Regions from separate parts of the Homo sapiens genome. Here region 1 is linked to region 2. A link is a contact called in ENCODE Hi-C or POLR2A ChIA-PET data. All regions are on one chromosome and are shown on one strand. Each heading gives the region's core, a stretch centred on a gene start or an enhancer-like site at or near the end of the contact. The rest is flanking DNA. Distances are from core to core; before and after follow the strand shown. Region 1 holds the start of TXN2 (thioredoxin 2). Region 2 overlaps MYH9 (myosin heavy chain 9).

Region 1 (3,914 bases), core at 102-2,601, 120 kb after region 2:
AGTCATATTTTTCCAACTCTGGTCCATGCTAAAGATGACGCTGAGCTTTCTGGGGATTGAGAAACAGAACATGTGTTTCCCAGCACTAACAGTCAGCTTTGCAGACTGTTCACTTGTCTGTCTTCCACCAGACTGCATTCCCCTTGAGGGCAGGGACTGGGCCTGACCAGTCTGTATATTGAGTCTACATATGAGCAGCATAGAACATGGCCGTGGGACACAGCAGGCATTCAATAAATACTTGAACAAGTAGGACCCTAGTCTTCTGTGGACCCCCAATACTCACTGTGCGTGGAAATCCACAACCACTGGTGTCTCACTGTTGACCACTCGGTCTTGAAAGTCAGGTCCATCCTGGATATTAAAGGTTGTCAAGGAGATCCTCGTGGTGTATATTGTCCGGGCTGGGTTGGGTGTTACAGTCAGGCCACCAGGACTGCATTGTGGGGTCTGCAGGGCTCTGGAAGTGAGGGGTGGCCACTGACCCTGAGAGGGCTTCCTGGAGATGACAGAGGCCAGGAACCTCCTCAGAAGAAGTCGCTGAGCCATCTGTGAGGGAAAGAGGCAGAAGAACTGGGGCACACAAAAGGAAGTCGACACACTAGAAAAAGATTTGGGGAGTACTCAGGGCTCAGGAAGAGGCAGAGTTGGAAGCAAAATGCAAGGAAATCATATGTAAGATTTGTAGCGTGGAAGTGAGGAAGCAATGAGAATCAAAGGGAAGGAACAGCTAGGCAAACCAGAAGGACAGGAAAACTGGCTTCACAACCAAAAAGAAATCGGGATTTAGATTATAACGGAAGAATGGGAGGAAGAAACCAACAGATTTAATAATGTATGTAAGGACCAAGTACCTTACACACATTATTGGTCTTCCTACAGCAACTTCCAGGAAGTTGCTATTGTACTGCCCACACTGCGAGTAAGGGAAGGAATACGAGGCTCAAGTAAGTTAAGTGACATGCCCAAAGTAACCCCGCTATTAAATGACAGCCAACACTGGAACCCAGGGTCGTCTGAAAAGATGAAACGCAACAATTCAAGGAGGAACTAAGAGTGTGAGAGGAACCAAAAACGAAGAGACATGTACTGGAGGGAACCAATAAAGAAGGGACATGTGTGGAGGGAACTGGGAAAAATCGGACATCACCAGGGACCCTGGCTCTCCGGCGAGCTAGATCCCCCCGCCCGCCCGGCCGCCAGCCTGCGCAGGAACGCGCTCGCGGCATGCCTCAGCCGCGACACCACCTCGAGCCACCCCCACAGGGCTCCTACCTCCCTGCAATGCGAGCGGAGGGATGCACAGCCTAGCCCTCCCTGCCTGTCAAGGGCACGCCTGTCGTCACTTCCTCGGGGGGGGACGTACATAACGTCACTTCCGGGTACAGGCAGGCGGAAGAGCGTCCCTCTCCAATTTTTTTTTTTTTTTTTTTTTTTTTTGAGCCAGAGTCTCGCTCTGTTGCCAGGCTGGGGTGCAGTGGCGCGATCTCGGCTCACTGCAACCTCCGCCTTCCGGGTTCAAGCGATTCTCCTGCCTCAGCCTCCCGACTAGAGGCGCGCGCCACCACGCCCAGCTAATTTTTTTATTTTTAGTAGAGACGGGGTTTCACCACGTTGGCCAGGACGGTCTCGATCTTTTGACCTCGTGATCCGCCCGCCTCGGCTTCTCAGAGGGTTGTGATTACGGGCGTGAGCCACAGCGCCCATCTGTCCCTCTCCAATTTGAGGGGCGTCTGGGATTTTCCGCCAATGGGAATGGCGGGCTGAGGCACAGTTGAAGGGGCGGGGCCTCAGCTACGGACCGGAAGCAATGGGCAGGCCGTCGGGGAACGGATTGGAAGAGGCGGGCGGGCCCTGGTCTGGGCGAAGGCGGGGGCGGGGCGGGGCGGAAACGGAAGGGGTGGGCGGGCCCTAGAGGAGGGACCGGAAGAGGAGGTGATGGAGCAGGGGTAGCAATGGAGGGTACTTAAGGGAGAAAAGGCAGTTGAGAAGTCCCCGTGGTTTTGGATTTTGCAAACTCTTGTTGCTTTATTTTATTTACATATATTTATTTATTAATGACAGAGTCTCGCTCTGTCTCCCAGGCTACAGTGCAGTGGCGTGATCTCCGCTCACTGCAACATCCAAATCCCGGGTTCAAGTGATTTTCCTGCCTCAGCCTCCCAGGTAGCTGGGATTACAGGCGCGCGCCACCACGCCGGGCTGATTTTTGTATTTTTAGTAGAGACGGAGTTTCGCCATGTTGGCCAGGCTGGTCTGGAACTCCTGAGCTCAAGTGATCCGCCCGCTTCAGCCTCCCAAAGTGCTGGGATTACAGGCGTGAGCCACCTTGCCTGGCCTCCTGTTTATAACTGGCGCTGTCCACTTCCTACAGATGTTGACAGGTTCTGTTTCTCCATTTAATATGTAAAGCTAAGCTCCTCAAAGGCATGATGCCCTTTATATGTAAAAGAACTCAACCGGGAGTTTAGGGGCCATCCTTTAAGTGGCCCTCGTCTGTGTCCGCCTAAAGGAAAACAAATGAAAACTGAGGCGAGCCTAATTTAAGCAGGGAGTTTTTTTGGGTCAAGTTCGAAGACTGCAACTCGGAGCAGAGATTCAAGTTGTCCTGAATATACACTCGGATTAGCAGCAGCTGAAAGAGCGTTTTTAAAAGAACAGGCAGTTTCCAAATTGTTGATCAAAGTTTTTTTTTTTTTTTTTTTTTTTTTTGAGACAGAGTCTCGCTCTTGTTGCCCAGGCTGGAGTGCAGTGGCGCGATCTCGGCTCACTGCAACCTCTGCCTCCTGGGTTCAAGGGATTCTTCTCCCTCTGCCTCCCCAGTAGCTGGGACTACAGGCGTGCCTCACCACGCCTAGCTAATTTTTATATTTTTAGTAGAGACGGAGTTTCACCATGTTGGCTAGGATGGTCTCGATCTATTGACCTCATGATCTGCCCACCTGGGCCTCCCAAAGTGCTGGAATTACAGGCGTGAGCCACTGCACCCAGCCTTTTTTTTTTTTTTTTTGAGACGGAGTCTTGCTCTGTAGCTAGGCTGGAGTGCAGTGGCATGATCTTGGCTCACCGCAACCTCCACCTCCAGGGTTCAAGGGATTCTCCTGCCTCAGCCCCCCAAGTACTTGGGATTACAGGCGAGCACCACCACACCTGGCTAATTTTTTATATTTTTGGTACAGAAATTTTATATTTCACCATGTTGGCCAGGCTGGTCTCGAACTCCTGACCTTAAGTTATCGCTCGCCTCGGCTTCCCAAAGTGCTGGGATAACAGGCGTGAGCCACCGCGCCTGGCCGCCCTGCCCATTTTTGTATCGGTTTTCTGTGTCTCTAGCACTTTCTTTTCCACAGCCACCTATCAATCCTATTCAGCACTTCCACAGTATTTTCTAGAGAGCCAATTTTCCTGCCTAATTCACATTCTGAATTTCACAGGCGGACCAGTCCTGTTTGTCCTTATGCCATAGTCACTTCACCCTGATCGGCCTCAGGCTTCTCATCTGAGCAATGGGAAGAATGCCTTTCTCATAGCTGGGCTGAGGGTTGCAGTAGAGACAGAATCCACATCATTGCTGCCTGATGACTCCTGCAGGGAAAGCCTGAGAGACACAGAGAAGGCTGAGCTCTCGGCGCGCTACAAAAGGGCTCTCAGCTACATGGTGGCTCCTCTGTCCAGCTAGAGCTGAGCTGGCCTGGGTCTGGCTTAGTCACAAGCAGGCTCAGGGCACAGCTGAGAGGCAAAGGGAAGGAAGCCAGGACTGGCAGCCTGGGCTAAGGGTAAAACTTCTACCTCCTACCAATATTTATTGCAGTGTTTTTCAAACTGCAGGATATGGACGTCAGTGGGTTTGCAAAATTAATTTAGTGGGTGGTGATCTGCTTTTTAAAAAAACAAACATGGTGCCAGGCGTGGTG
Region 2 (3,402 bases), core at 255-2,754:
ATTCTCCTGCTGGACTGTGCTTTAAAGATCCTGAATACCCAATTTAAAAGTAAACCAATCAACCAGGCAGAAGAGACTGATGTGCCTCCCCAGGCAGGCAAGAAGCACCTTCAGAACCTCCAACACGGCAGCTCAGCCTGCGACTCATAAGCAAAGTCACCAGCATCAAAGGGTCCAGATGATTAACGGAAGACAAGCGGGAGCCACATTTTGGAGGCTGGGGGTGGGAGCTGTTGACACAGCTGTGCCAGCTCACCCCACCCTGGGAATCCCATCAGGCTGGAATGCAGTGGCGTGATCTTGGCTCACTGCAACCTCCACCTCCCCGGTTCAAGCAATTCTCCTGCCTCAGCCTCCCGAGTAGCTGGGACTACAGGTGCACACCGCCACACCCGGCTAATTTTTTGTATTTTAGTAGAGATGGGGTTTCGCCATATTGGCCAGGCTGGTCTCGAACTCCTGAGCTCAGGCAATCCGCCCGCCTTGGCCTCCCAAAGTGCTGGGATTATAGGTGTCAGCCACCGCACCAGGCCCAAACGCTATTTATTGAATAGTTTTGGCAAATCAATCTGGATTAGACCCAGGAAATCCATGGCTTCCACCACTGGGACAGCCGGATTATTTCCCGCCCAGAGCTCTCCCCCACACCCCTTCATATATTAATAAATATATTTAAACACCTACCAACGAGCCATCTCCACCTGGTGGATGCACCATCACACCTGAACTCCCCCACCATCTCTCCCCAGACCCATACCCTCTTCTGGGTGTCCATCTCTGGGAGACACCATCCATCTGGCCACCCAAGACAGTCACCGTAAACTCCTCCCCAGCCCTCCGCCAACACCACTGCCCGTGCCCTGTTCCAGTCCAGGCCCACAGGCCCTCCCTTCTGGACTGCTCCAACTGCCTCCCTCCTGGCCTCCCCTGCCACTTCTACAGAACTCCTTTCTGATGACTCACAAATTCAAATTCCTATTTATATGACTTCCTATTTCATTGATATTATTTGATCAGTTCAAAATGGTTCGACAGCTCCACACCTTCACCAGAATAAAATCTGCATGCTAAGCAAGCCCTCTAGGACCCCACCCATTCATCTTGCCCCTGCCCTTCCTTTTGCCACAGTCATTCCCAGCGGTATATAATCAATTCCCCAGTCACACTACACTCTGCTCAGGCCTCCAGGCCTTCAAAGAAGGCAGAGAAGTGTCCTTTGTATTAGGAACCCTCTCTGAGATCAAAGCTCAAACGCTCCCTTCTCTAAAGACTTTTTGCAGCAAAAAGATGTCTCATATCTATGGCCCTCCCGTCTGTGCTCTGTACTTGTTCCACTGTAACCAAACAGCTAAATACTCATTATTTGTAGTTTTATTTGAGGACAGGAATTGGGTCTCATTCATCAATTCCAAATGTCTGGCACAATGCCTGGCCCAGAGCAGGTGCTCAGTTAAAGTGTCCTGAATGAATAAATGAGAAACAAGGCCAAAATGAGGAAGAAAGACTTAATGGGGAAGGTCCCCAGAGGCTGGAAAATCCCCTTGGGCTGTGGCTGTGCAAAGAGGGACAGGGCTGGAGAGCTGAAGGTAACAGGAGAGCCAAGTTGAAACCACACACGCGTAAGGGTTATAGCCACCTAATTTGTTACAAACACCAAACCATTTATGGACTAATTTTTATATCCTCAAAACAAAAAGGGAAAGAATGCATACTGGGGCTTTCAATCTACAAAGAGAAATAGGACTGAGGATAATTTACTGGTTTTACATATAGTTCAACCATCTCTGTTTTCTAGAACCTTCTAGCACCCCCTGATTAACCAGTGTAGAGGCACCTACCACCTACTACCAGTCCGACATACCAGAAAGAATCTTGGCTGGCATGGCCTCTGCTCTTGCTAGGATGCCATGAGAAGGTCGTGTGCCCTCCTGGAATGCTACGCCTCCATCTATCAAGTAGGTGCTGGCAACATCAACCTTTGGTATCAACTCAGAAGTGACAGACAGAAGTGGAAAAACCACAGCCATGTGAGGTCCTGGTTCTGCAAACCCTAAGATAAATGCTTGTAATGTACCACAATGGAGTTTATGGCTTTGGGGCCAGACAGACCTGGATTGGAGTCCCAGGTCCCCTGCTCACAATTCCTGTGACCTTGAAGCTGTTAGCACCCCAATTTCCTAGCTTTAGAATGAGGACAAACACCACCACCACCACCACCACCACCACCACCACCACCACCACCACCTAACATCAGAAGAGTTGTAGCTCAAGCTCCCAGTGGAGAATGGCATGATAGGAATTTCCCTCCCAACTCCTCTATCTTGTGATTCTGAGCTATTTAATCCCCATTCTTCCTAGGAATGACACCTGGGCCCTCTGAAAATCAGTTACCAGGAGTCTAGTGACTCTTTCTGCAGGTTATATCCATCCATAGAGGACAGTTCTCAGGGACAGTGACTATAAAGACAGCAATTTGCAGAGGGAAGAGGGTTTCGTGGCCGAGTAAGGATGGAATGCCGTCTCCCTATGGCCCTCTTGCAATCACAATATGCACAAAATGTTGTAGGAAGCAGCCTGCAAAAAGAAATCTGCTTAACTTAGGCCGGGCACAGTGGCTCACACCTGTAATCCCAGCACTTTGAGAGGCCGAGGCGGGCGGATCACGAGGTCAGGAGATCGAGACCATCCTGGCTAACACGGTGAAACCCCGTCTCTACTAAAAATACAAAAAATTAGCCGGGCATGGTGGCGGGCACCTGTAGTCCCAGCTACTCTGGAGGCTGAGGCAGGAGAATGGCGTGAACCTGGGAGGGGGAGCTTGCAGTGAGCCGAGATCGCACCACTGCACTCTAGCCTGGGCAACAGTGTGAGACTCCATCTCAAAAAAAAAAAAAAGAAAGAAAAAGAAAAAAGAAATCTGCTTAACTCCATCCCAGGAATATCCTGCAGGAAAAACCTCTCTCCATGCTGGTCTGGGAAATGCTGGTCTGGTGAGATGGGCACAAAGCCTGTGGCAGAAGAGCTGGATTTGAGTCCAGCGAGGTGCTGACCAGCTGTGCAATCCTGCAGGCACCACCCAGGCCTCGGCTTTCCCACCTGCAAAATGTCCTATCTGCTCACAGGTATGCACAAGGCCACTCTCTGCAATACACACCAGGGCTGTCAGAGCAGTTATCTACAGGGTGGGTCAATAAAGTGGCTCCTCTGTCACCCAGGGCTAATAACCTACAGCAGCCTCGACCTAGGCCCTCACTCTCCCCAGGCTAACAAGGAGTGGGGGGCTCCTCCCAGCTGCCAGTGCCCAGGAGGTAGGAGCTGAAGACTGCGGGTGGGCCCCCCTTCCCTTTCCACCTCAGGAATGTTGTTTGCTTACAGAAGAAGCTGGAACTTGTTTCCATTAGC

Evidence for each region. Hi-C counts contacts between places; a loop is a spot of excess contacts on that map. ChIA-PET counts read pairs that join two places held with the same protein, here RNA polymerase II (POLR2A). Pooled maps may share reads with other maps.
Region 1: a loop to region 2 is called in a map of stomach, with 2.4 times the contacts of the local background. The contact joins the promoter of TXN2 here to the enhancer-like site in region 2. A Hi-C loop is called at or near these places in 8 of 168 maps with a recorded cell type or tissue (B cell, CD8-positive, alpha-beta T cell, chondrocyte and 4 more), 4 of 37 single-sample maps with no recorded cell type and 12 of 50 pooled maps. POLR2A ChIA-PET finds 5 or more read pairs at or near these places in 25 of 52 experiments (A673, AG04449, AG04450 and 20 more).

The regions. Positions count from the first base shown.
Region 1 is chr22:36,480,289-36,484,202 of GRCh38, forward strand. TXN2 (thioredoxin 2) reads right to left here and starts at 1,352. Exons shown (of 4, transcript NM_012473.4): 1 at 1,276-1,352; 2 at 287-549. The coding sequence starts at 549. RefSeq lists an enhancer at 1,782-2,728.
Region 2 is chr22:36,357,832-36,361,233 of GRCh38, forward strand. The region is part of intron 1 of MYH9 (myosin heavy chain 9); the gene reads right to left. Among named protein-coding and RNA genes, the nearest start is that of MYH9, 28 kb to the right of the region's middle. RefSeq lists enhancers at 1-160, 1,246-1,315, 1,416-1,625. Within about 2 kb of position 1,505, at least 14 of the 41 ENCODE cell types and tissues checked have a DNase peak (open chromatin) inside an H3K27ac peak, as active enhancers do; they include B cell, CD8-positive, alpha-beta T cell, GM12878 and 2 more, where a contact is called at or near this core.